4 separate regions of the Homo sapiens genome follow, and regions 2, 3 and 4 are each linked to region 1. Evidence: chromatin contacts called from ENCODE Hi-C or POLR2A ChIA-PET data. All regions are on one chromosome and are shown on one strand. The core of a region is the stretch at or near the end of the contact, and the rest is flanking DNA. Distances in the headings are between cores, read along the strand shown.

Evidence for each region. Hi-C counts contacts between places; a loop is a spot of excess contacts on that map. ChIA-PET counts read pairs that join two places held with the same protein, here RNA polymerase II (POLR2A). Pooled maps may share reads with other maps.
Region 2: a map of natural killer cell shows a loop between it and region 1 (2.7-fold over the local background). The contact joins two enhancer-like sites. A Hi-C loop is called at or near these places in 2 of 168 maps with a recorded cell type or tissue (CD4-positive, alpha-beta T cell and natural killer cell), 1 of 37 single-sample maps with no recorded cell type and 10 of 50 pooled maps. POLR2A ChIA-PET finds 5 or more read pairs at or near these places in 1 of 52 experiments (T-cell).
Region 3: a map with no recorded cell type shows a loop between it and region 1 (4-fold over the local background). The contact joins two enhancer-like sites. A Hi-C loop is called at or near these places in 4 of 37 single-sample maps with no recorded cell type and 5 of 50 pooled maps.
Region 4: a loop to region 1 is called in a map of CD4-positive, alpha-beta memory T cell, with 2.9 times the contacts of the local background. The contact joins two enhancer-like sites. A Hi-C loop is called at or near these places in 3 of 168 maps with a recorded cell type or tissue (CD4-positive, alpha-beta memory T cell and naive thymus-derived CD4-positive, alpha-beta T cell), 1 of 37 single-sample maps with no recorded cell type and 9 of 50 pooled maps. POLR2A ChIA-PET finds 5 or more read pairs at or near these places in 6 of 52 experiments (CD4-positive, alpha-beta T cell, CD4-positive, alpha-beta memory T cell, activated CD4-positive, alpha-beta memory T cell and 3 more).

What each region holds. Positions count from the first base shown.
Region 1 is chr3:16,840,653-16,843,451 of GRCh38, reverse strand. No RefSeq gene overlaps it. Among named protein-coding and RNA genes, the nearest start is that of PLCL2, 43 kb to the left of the region's middle. RefSeq lists an enhancer at 887-1,136. Within about 2 kb of position 1,436, at least 22 of the 41 ENCODE cell types and tissues checked have a DNase peak (open chromatin) inside an H3K27ac peak, as active enhancers do; they include CD4-positive, alpha-beta T cell and natural killer cell, where a contact is called at or near this core.
Region 2 is chr3:16,284,865-16,287,663 of GRCh38, reverse strand. OXNAD1 (oxidoreductase NAD binding domain containing 1) reads right to left here. Exons shown (of 9, transcript NM_138381.5): 5 at 1,216-1,322. Among named protein-coding and RNA genes, the nearest start is that of OXNAD1, 21 kb to the right of the region's middle. RefSeq lists a silencer at 1,264-1,403. Within about 2 kb of position 1,348, at least 5 of the 41 ENCODE cell types and tissues checked have a DNase peak (open chromatin) inside an H3K27ac peak, as active enhancers do; they include CD4-positive, alpha-beta T cell and natural killer cell, where a contact is called at or near this core.
Region 3 is chr3:17,397,844-17,400,642 of GRCh38, reverse strand. All of the region lies in intron 8 of TBC1D5 (TBC1 domain family member 5), which reads left to right. Among named protein-coding and RNA genes, the nearest start is that of TBC1D5, 340 kb to the left of the region's middle. Within about 2 kb of position 1,467, at least 3 of the 41 ENCODE cell types and tissues checked have a DNase peak (open chromatin) inside an H3K27ac peak, as active enhancers do.
Region 4 is chr3:16,308,167-16,310,965 of GRCh38, reverse strand. It overlaps a transcript of OXNAD1 not described here. Among named protein-coding and RNA genes, the nearest start is that of OXNAD1, 44 kb to the right of the region's middle. Within about 2 kb of position 1,250, at least 4 of the 41 ENCODE cell types and tissues checked have a DNase peak (open chromatin) inside an H3K27ac peak, as active enhancers do; they include CD4-positive, alpha-beta T cell, where a contact is called at or near this core.

The DNA.
Region 1 (2,799 bases), core at 187-2,686:
TTAAAGACTTGAATGAATGATTCAAACTTTAAATGAATTAAACCCCTAATAGAATAAAGAGGCCAACCCAGGGCAATTTCAAGCCTACCCAGCAAAACCCCAACTTCCCTCAAGGGGCAACCCTTCCTGCTCCCTAAGTGGAGTGCGTGGAATGTGCCTTCTCTTAGGAATATCCTTTCCCACTTCTCCACCTGGCTGACTCCTTCTTAGACATCATTTAGGACTTTGCTACTTGAAATGTGGACCTTGGACCAGCAGCATTGGCATTACTTGGGAGCTTGTTAAAAACGCAAAATCTCAGGCTCCACCCAACCCTGCTGAATCAGAACCTGCATTTTAACACGATCCCCAAGTGCTTTTTGCATCCGTTACAATCGGAGACGCACCAAAGTAAGACATAGCTCAGATATTATCACTTCCTTGAACCCCTGGCTTCGGTGAGGTTCTTCTCCAGGGAGTGCCCACAGTGCCCTGGTCTTGGGCCCACCACAGCACTCACCACACTGAAATGTGTTTGTTGGTTCTCTGTCTCCTACCTGGATGGGCAGCAAAGGTGTCTTATTTATCTTGGCTTCTCCAGTGCCTATAACAATACTGAGTAAACATCAGTTGAAGGAACGAATGAGTGGCTCTGAAGAAAGGTGAAAGCACTCTGGAAAATTAGCATTATGTTGCTAGGAGCCCATCTGGAACCTAATACTTGACATTTCTCTCTCTCAGCTGCTCCAGCTGCCCCCTGCATACATGAACGATTTCTCTAAATGCACCTAACTTCAGCCTTCAGGCCTGAGCCAGCGTTTAGGGTTCTCTGAGTCTTCTGCTTTTAAGCCACCTCATCACGGAACCCAGTAGGAAAACCCCAACAAACAAGGGCGGGCCCTCTGCTGCTTGGCACAGCCACCTCAACAAAAGCTGGGCACTTCCTGTAAGGCCCAACCCTGGGCCTGGCATCCCATCCTGCAGGGGGATCGCCCCTCTCCCTACTTCTGCTCACCACCTCCGGCACTTCCCCCGGTTACTTGGGTTGCTGCAGGAGCTGGGAGCACACCTTGCAGCTGCGGCAGCTTCAGAAGCTCAGATTTAACAAATGCTGGGCCGGCCTCAAAGTTAACTTCAGTTCAGTTTTCAAAGATCCTGCAAACAGCAGAAGGAGACCAGCCTGCTTCTTGTTTCTTGTCAAAGAGCGCTGTTCCCTAATTAGCCTCTCATGCTAACTTGGGGGAGCATCTCTATTCTTAGATAATACAGAAAACTGGTTTTACCCCTTAATAGTGTCTTTCTTTCTTTTGTAAATAGTTTTTTAATAAACATTTTGGTAGCTACATGAGGTTGGGTAATGCCCAAGGCTTTACCAACCTCATTGTGATATTTTTTTCACTTGTAACATATGTGACCACAGATGCTGCCACAGGCGTCACGTGGCCCCCTCACTGTAGCTGGGAGGGGACACACCTCCCATTTCCCTCTGACCACTGGGCTTTGTCTTTTCTCTCTCCTGTCTAAATTACTGAGCTGTCAGATCTAAAAGGACTGTAAAGAATAGAGATGTCATTGCCCTCTTATTTTAAAAAATTAGTAAAACAAATTGCTTTAAGTTTTCTAAACTTTTCAAAGCATTTTTAATGCAATACGTCTACATGCTAATTGTAGAAAATGTGGAAAAGCCAGAAAAGCATAAATTACCCATAATGCTACAATACAGAGAAAAATCACTCAACATCTCGGTAAATTTCTCACTAAACTTCATGTATCCAGAATAATGCATGTGAATGACTAGCGATGGAGCTGTCCTCCACCTTCCAGCCCCCACTGATACTTCAGGAACTTGGTAATAATACAAACCTGCACTTTATGCAGTTTGGAGTTTTATTCCTACTTACAAGATTATGAGTGGGTTTATTGTACTTCTATAGTTGAGCTGAAACTACGGCAGTCCCTTCTCACCTGCACTTTCACTTTCCAACGTTTTAGTTATTTGCAGTCAACTGCAGTCTGAAAATAGTAAATGAAAAATTCCAGAAATAAACAATTCATAAGTTTAAAATCGTGCAATATTCTAAGGTGCTTGATGAACTCCCACGCTGTCCCACTAGGTCCTCCTGAAATGTGAAATATCCTTTTGTCCAGAATACCCACGATGTATACCACATAGTAGTTGTTTTGGTTATCAGTTTGAAAAAACAGAGAATATATAGGATTCAGTACTATTTGAGGTTTCAGGCATCTGGTGGGGGGTCTTGGAAGGCATCCCATGCAGATAAGCAGATAAGAGGGGACTACTGTGCATACAACTTTGTATACTTCCTTTTTTTTTTTTTTTTTGCTTAAAGGAATATCAAGAGAATTTGCTCATGTTAACACTTTTTTCCCCCATTTTCTAATTTGTCAAATGAGTTTAAATGAGGTGATAAAATTGTTGGAAGTTGGGAGGTTACTAATCTGTTGTAATAAGATTTAAATAAAATAATATATTTTCAAAGTGCTTAGCTTGGGGCCTGGCATATAGTAAACTCTTCATAAATGGTAGCTATGACCATAGATTATTACTAAAATCTCATTTTAATGCCAGCATATTTCATTCTAAGTAGCATATTTAACCACCCACCCTTTTATTGTTCTGAGCTTGTTTCCAATTCTCCCCATTAAAAATTGTAGCACTGCAAGGATATCTTTGAGTATAACTTTTTGTTTCCTTTACAAAATTATTATTTCTTTAAAATAGATGACTCGGTTGAAAGATATAAACATTTTAAAGGCTTTTTGTTATATATTGACAAATAACTTCCCAGTGTTAATAAC
Region 2 (2,799 bases), core at 99-2,598, 560 kb after region 1:
TTGGCAGGATTCAGAGTTGAAGGCACGGAGACAGTGCTTTGCACAGGACACAAACATTTCCACAGAAAGGAAATATGGAAAACAGATCATTACAATTAAAGTTTCCACTTTTCAATATAATGACTGCTAAACCATTTTTGAAGGGTAAATATGTTGCCCGCCCCCTAAAACAGGCAAAATGCATTTAATGTGTATCATCGAACATGTGCAAAGATTGCAGTAAATTGCTTCACAAACCCAAATTATTGCAATCAGCATCTTGTTTTCTAGTTCTAAATTCAAAGGCAAACTATTAACACACAAGACTGCTAACTCTTGCTATTATCACACTTGCTATTATCACACATCCTCCTTCTAACAAAACCACATTTCCAGATGGACTGCCAAAATTAGTCAAGTGACTCCTAAGAAACACTATCAAGACTGACATGCCAGAAATCCATTTAGAAATGAATGCTTTATTAAAATAAAGGACACACACACCCAAACACACCTTTCCTAGGGAAATTCAAGTTGCTTTCCTTACAATTGAACTTGAATTGAAGCTCAGGGAGGCCCCATTCGGAGGAAATGTTACCCAGTCAGCATGCTGATCAGTCCCGAGTCAAATGGGACAGACTTATGATTTGTGTGGGGGTTCTGGGGAGCTGGGCCTGACTGGGGAATCCTGATAACAAATTAGGCAAAGTATTTAAATTCAACCCAAATAAGGTACATATGATAGACAAATTCAGTCAAGAGGGTAGTGAGCCCTGTGATGACATCACTAGTTCCTCTTCTCTTCAGGATACTTTGTTTACTCTGCATTGGACACGAAGAAGACTACTTTTAAAAAACCTATGAATCTCCTGCAACACGTAACTCAAGGAGATTAGATTACTGAAGTGCATTCTGTTAGCAACCATTCCTGAAGAGTCTAATTATCAGAGCTGTCAGTTCCATGGGCCAGAACTAGCTTTGTTTGAATGTGGAAAACACAAGACAGCAATTTTCATATACGACTGAGGGAGCCACGGGCTCAAAACCCAAGTGGGCTCTGAGGCCAGAAAAGGAATCAGATCCTCTGTGCCAACAAAGGCTCACCCTGAGCAGATATGATTTAGAATTCCTCTTCCTCAAGGGAATGGCTAGCCTTTTCCAGGAGAAAAAATAATACCTTCTATCTGATGGCACCTTCTTGAACATACATACATGGAACACAGAAAAGTCACTTACCACTGGCCAGCTTTAAAGGAAAAGTCTTGATCAGCAACAAGCAAGCGGAGGCTCTTCACTGACGGTGACTCACTGGCAGCTCCACACACCTTAGCTGCTGACACAATCTAAAACCAAAAGATGAACTGTGGCTGAGGTTAGTGCGTACACAGCACAAGGGACAAATGGTGGCATCCTGAGAACTAAGGTTTTTGAAACCTACAAAGATGTGGTTTTTGAAAATTGCCAAACAAGGTAAAACACACTTTGCTTTAGTTCAGCCTACCACCATGTGAATACATTTTAATTAACTTTTTTTTGAGAGACTTGCTATCATACTAATTTAATTTTATCCTACATTCAAAAATCATCTATTCAAGGGATCTTTTAACCGGCATTTATCTGATGAGTATCCACAATGTGCTGTGCACTGGGCTAGGCACTCTGGGAAGAGCTCAGGGAATTGGAACTCTGTAAACAAGCCAGGGTCTTATCAAGGAGCTGCCGTTAAATTCTCCATCAGCACTGGGCAAAGTGAGGCCCACTCTTGCTTCTGGGGGTGTAAGGAGCCCACAAAGAGCTAATTTCAGAAATCAAAAGCAGGCACTTAGAAACTTTTAACAATTTCACAGAACAATCTTGTGCCTATTGAGTCTAGTAACAGAAAACAAAATGGGTTTGCATTCTTCATGTCTTTGTTTTTAATTAATTTTCAAATTCATTTTTTATCACACGATATTTTATAAAATGGAAACAGATCACAATCTTAACAATAAAAAGAGCCCTTCCCTACAGATAATTTGAGAAGCACTATTTTTACATGATGTATCTGATTTCTGGAAAGCCTTGAATAGGTTTGACTCGGGAGCTATGCAGGTATGTGCCATTCATGGCTCAACACCCCTCAAATTCAAAAGGTATCTATTTCCTTTATTCTTTCATCTGCTTTGTGTTTCTTTGTCCTGTAAGCCTGGGACATCTTCACAAGCAAAGAAAAAAGACAACATGACTCTTTCCTTCCTCAACCTTCTATGTCTGTTCATCTTTACTTGTGGCAGCAAATCAGCAACTAACCAAAATATAGCCCTCTCCTTGGAAAGTGTGACCTTCACAGCTCCACCAAAGGGTGCTTTGGAAATCTGTCAAGGTCAATGAACGTCCCATCCTAATGCTAGCTCATGCAGGCCCTCTACTCCAATAGGACTACTAAATCTCATCAAACTATTAGTGGAGACCATTTTCAAAAATCCACTGGATAATTCTCATGATGGATGGTGGTCTCTCTCACCACCTCAAAGTATCTTCTAGTATTATCTACCTTTCTCTCCCTCCTGCAAAATACCTAACCTTTCTTTCTCCATATTTTTGTCAACCCTCTCTTGCTCCTCTCCTAAAAATCAACTGGGGTAATTTTCCATTACTGACCCTCTACCTGCACTCTTGGTCCTAGTCCTGCCTACTCTCTCAGAAACACTGCTCCATCAGCAACCACCAGCCCTTTCCTTCATGTTCAATTTTCCTCCCTTTAGTACATTCCTGTTTCATCAAAGATTACATCTAATGCCATTTGCAATTCAAAGCAATTCAGCAACAAAATAAAGTAAG
Region 3 (2,799 bases), core at 218-2,717, 560 kb before region 1:
TTGGCAACACCCTCACAGACACACCCAGGAACAATACTTTGCATCCCTCAGTCCAATCAAGTTGACACTCAATATTAACCATCACAGGAGGGTTCCATATCTTATTCTCTTGAAGACTCTCCCATGGCTCTCTCCACATTTAGATTAAGTCTCCTTGTCATTTCTATATAAATTTTCTGGCAAATACTTAGCTTGTGAGGTAAGGCGGTTAGTCTTATTTTAAGTCCACCAAATTATTTAATTGTAAAAGCTGAATAGCTTGTATAAATTTAGTTTACATCTTTATAAGGTACTATATGATCTAAAATATATGATTTTCATTTCAGTCTATGAGGAATTTCCTAATAATATAAAAGAAGTACAGCCCAGATAAGGTTATAAAGTGTTACTTGTTTTCTAGCTTTGTGATAAGAATTTTTGAAAAAATGTATATTTATGGAGCATCGCTATGTTCCATAATTGCCCTTTGCACTGTGGGGGACAGAGTGGAGTGGTGAATAACACAGATAGGATGCTGCCATCACAGGTTGTATATTTTAGTGTGGTGTCGGGGAGAGTGGTGAGACAGTAAGCATGTATAGATAAAGAGAATAATTACAGAGGGTGATCATTTTTCTGAAGAAATAAGGCAGAGTAACTAGATAGCTAGAAGGAGAGTAGCCAGTGGGATGGCTACTTTAGGAATAGTGATTGGAGAAGACATCTTTGAGAAGATGACATTTGAGCTGAGATGTGAAAAAATTTAAAGGCCAGACATCTGAAGAACTAGGGCAAGAACATGTAGACAGAGGGAGTAGCTAGGGCAAGGTTAGTTTCTCAATGAAAATGAGCTCAGTGTTTAGAGGAGCAAAAAGAAGTCAGTTCGGCTAGAGCAAGTGCTTTAGAGAAGGAAATCTGAGAGGAGAGCAAAGGCCAGGACAGTCTTGTAGACCACAGTAAAAAGTAAAGATTTATTCTGATTGCAATAGGAAGCTTTTGGAGGACATTGAGCAGTGGCATGATACCTACAAAGATAATTATGGCTGCTGTGCAGTGGGGCAAAGGTGGATGTAAGAATGGAAGCTGGAAAAGCAACTAGGAGTCTATTGGAGTATTTCAAGTTAGGTAATGTTAGCGATTTATTAGACTAAAAATGTAGTAATAAAGACAGGAGTAGGTAGATGGGTTGGGGATATGTATTTTATGTTTCAAAATACAAATTAGGGGATCATTATGTGTAGTTTTCTCACATTCATAAGTTTCTGTTCCGTTTTTACTGCTCTGTTTCAGATCCTTTTTACCTCCTGCCCACAGTCACTTACTTGTTTAATTGTTTTCTTGGGATCTAGTGTTTTTCCACTTCCAGTCCATTCCATGTGTTAACAGCCTAATCACTCTACTCAAAGCAGATTTATAATCACTCTATTTGCCTAATCCAGAACTTTCTATGACTCCCTGTGCCCTGAAGAAGAATGGACTTACTCAGTTTCTCTAATACATACCCAGTTCCCTTTTAGACAAGTGCTTCTGGCATTATTCAATGAACAGGTTTTGTGCTTTCCATTTTCAATGTTTTGGAATCTTTCATGCTCTCCTCTGCTGGAATGCTGCTTCCCTCTGCTTCCTGTTAGATTCCTAACAGCTAACCATTCAAGGCCTGAGTTCATCACCCAAGTTTATGAAACATTTTCCAGTCTTGGCAATTGGAAATCATTTGTGCCTAGTCTGTGTTCTATAGAATTTTCTTAATAACTTTTTAATATTATTTAATTTTGTTTGGTCTTTTATTTATTTAGGTCCATCTGTCAGTGTATTCAATACATTTATATTGATCTCCTTAGTGTACCAGGCACTAGAGATGCCAAGATAAATGTGATATGGACCCTTAAGAAGCTTACAGAGAAAACAGGAAAAAAAAATTACAATGCAGGATTATTGGTGTCATTAAGAGAAGCAGTATGTACAAGAGCTCTTGTGTTAGCCCAGATCTTACCTTTCAAACCTAGTAGTAAACCCTTTGAAGGCATGGACCTAGTCTTGTTTTTGTCTCACTGGTTATCACCAAGTTGATGCTTAATAAATGATCATTGATTGTGAATCTTATCACTGATGATCAGTGTTGTTCAATTTTAGTAATTATCTCAAACATCTTTAAATTTTCACAGACATAAGCACACTTCAAAAAATAATATTATCAACTTTCTAGTATGAGTTTAAACAAGATAATTTGATTTCATGAGCTGTGATTCTGCCATCATTATTTAATTTATTTGATCTGGATACGTCACTGTATTAAATATTATCTTCCTCTTCAGCCAATTTTAATATTCCTTTATGTCACCCTTTTTTGCCTCAAAGCGTTTTGCAATCATTTCAATTAATTGTTCTTTATCTTAACCTAATGAGGTTGTTACTATTCCCATTTTTATTACTGAAAAAACTGATAATCAAAAGGTAAATCAAGGAATTTCCATTTACAGCATTCTAATTTAGAACTTGAATTGTCTATTCTGAACAAATGTTGCCATGTTTCAAAAGCTGTAACATTAAAAGAAATTCAGTATTATTTAAAATGGTGGAAATAGTGAGTTCACGATAAAATATCATTTCCATATTAGATGCCAAAGAAGTATGTTATTTGGTCTATCAAGGTCTATTCTAAAAATATATATGCAGCATCTATAACATCATTTGCAGATTAACATATTTATAAGCTATTGCCAAATAGTCTCATCTTTTCTTCAAATGTGTTTTCCCTCTCTTGAATTAAATGATTAAATTTCTTTAACTGACTTTTATAATTGTAACTTTGACCATATT
Region 4 (2,799 bases), core at 1-2,500, 530 kb after region 1:
CAGGCTGGAGTGCAATGGCACAATTTCGGCTCACCACAACCTCCACCTCCCAGGTTCAAGCAATTCTCTTGCCTCAGCCTGCCGAGTAGCTGGGATTACAGGCATGCACCACCACGCCCGGCTAATTTTTACATTATTAGTAAAGACAGTGTTTCTCCATGTTGGTCAGGCTGGTCTTGAACTCCCGACCTCAGGTGATTTGCCCACCTTGGCCTCCCAAAGTGCTGAGATTACAGGCGTGAGTCACCGCGCCCAGCCCCAAATGATTTCTAATGGTAATGTTGGCAATTCCAGCAAAGCCCTGAGCCAGGAATTGGTGGAGAACCACCCTGGTTGTCAACTGTAGGGACTGGGTCTTGAAGAAAGAGTAGAGATATTCATTCATCCAGAGACAGTTTTAAAACATGATCCCATGTTGCTGACTGGCTTTTCATCCTTTAATGTGGTAAAACTTGTGTATTTAAATGTGTTGCTCACTAGTCATTAAGTTCAGTTTGGATTTGGATTTTTCTGTGGCCTCTAAATAATATAAAGGCTTAAAGATAGTAAGAAATATATTTCACTTATTAGGGTGAGCATTAAAATGCTTCCTATAATGGACCTCTGATTTCATGAACCTTCAGTCCTGGGTACCTCCTATCTTGTTGATTGTTCAATGAAAAAAAAACAAGAGAATCAACTTAGAAGAAAGAACAACTAGCAAACTTACCAGTTTCTAGGTCCACAAAATGCGTAAGTTAATAACTGTCTAAAACACTTCCTTTTTATGAACCTGGGGAACTATCAATCCAGTCCCTGTCTCAGTCAAGTACACCTTAAGCCCCAATGGGCAAATGTCAGTTTTATTTCTTACTAACGGTAATTCCACTATTTCTCTTGAGCCCTGACTCCAGAATTTAATCAGCAGTATAGTCCAAAAGTCCCCTGTATCAAACCAAACTTTTCCCTTGCTTCAGTCCAAGACAATGTCTTCTTATTCTGTCAACCCCAGAGATACAAACAATAGTCATCCCAAGAATCAATCAAATATTTGAAGAGAGTTAAGATACTCCTTAGACATCTCTCAGTACAGTCAACCTTGATCTCTAAGGCCCATTTTTCTATCATGAAATTATAGAAAGGTAAAGCTGAAAGCAATTTTAAATTGCATAGTCCTACCCACAGCGACAGATAAGGAAAGCAGGTTTCAGAGAGAGGTGGAATGAGTCACACAGGAAACAAGTTGTAGAATGGGCATGATTTAGGTCTCTTGAAGCCTGGTGTCATGTTCCTCCCACCATCCCACACAGCCAACCAATCTGCCTCATTTTTTGTTTCTTCTCTCTGGGCTTCTATAGTCTCTAAGACAGACAGGCCTACGGAACAATCAGAAAATTCAATCAGAAAATTGTTAGTTAAAAAAATCACCTTTCATCTAACTGATTAGGGGAAAAGACAGACAGGCCTACGGAACAATCAGAAAATTCAATCAGAAAATTGTTAGTTAAAAAAATCACCTTTCATCTAACTGATTAGGGGAAAAAAAATACTTAAGTATGAGACTGAGGGTATCTAATGTTGGCTAGAAATGGGCACTTTCATACCCTGTTAGAATATAAACTGATTAGGCATTTTATAGGGTAACTTGGTAATACTAGTCAATTTTTTATTCAGAAATGGCACTTCTAGTAATTCTACAGGAGTATGTGCAGAAAAATTATACAAACAGGTTTACTGCAATATTGCTTGTAATAGCCAAAAACTCCAAACAATTTAAATGTCCATCATGGAGATATGGTTAAGTATATTATGGTATATAGCAAGAATTTGAAGTGTATTAAAAGAAAGAGAGACATAGTTGTATAGGTACCCACAGTTGTATATGTATACAAGATTAATATACCATAAAATTTCTAAAAGGATACCCAGCAAGTTTTTTATACAGAAGTTCCTTCTAGGCAAGGGAATAGGATGGGGGAGAAGAGAACGTCAGCATTTTAATCTATATAATTTTATTTAATATTTGTGGTCACATTTATTAGGTAATTAAAAAATTATTTAACAATTTTTGGTCATATTTATTAGGTAATTAATTTTTAAAAAGGAAGAGATAAAATCTTGTTATGCTCAAATATAGCAAAATAGGACATGGGGATGAGCTGGAAGGGGCCAGGTTAGGCTGATGAGCTCCTGCAGGTTTTAAGAATTCAGAACAGACCATATGAAGATGGCTGCTCAACAACTATAAAAGTTTGGATTTCTGGGCACGAAACATTTTAAAATGCATGCCTTGATTTTATGGCACATTAGGAGGTATCTACATGTCATCACCACACTGCTAGCTTATTGTATGTTAAGAAAGAGTAATATTAAAGACCAGACATCTCACTGTTTAAGATGAGAACAGTATACTTCTTTTGAGTTTTAAAATAAAATAAGATGAAATAACGGCTCTCAGGTTAAATTATCAGATCATCTGCAATAACCAGGAATGGAGGAAATTGCTGTTTTCCATTCAGACAGGAAAAAAAAAATAGGAGCAACAAGACATGCCCTTGGATCATTTGACAATCACTGCATCCACACGTGTTTGTGCTGTGAGTCCCATATAACAATCCTCCTACCCTCCAGAGCATGGGTGCAGCCTTTCCCACTCTGCTACCCCTGGGCCCCTAAGATCCATCATTCCAGTGACTCACCCAGTCATCCATTTGCTATAGCTTCTCTTTCAAACAGTGATAGGTGCAAAAAAATATGTTGCCCCAGAGCATTTCCACTTTCAATTTTGTCGAAATGTTCTCAATGTGTTACTCAGTTATT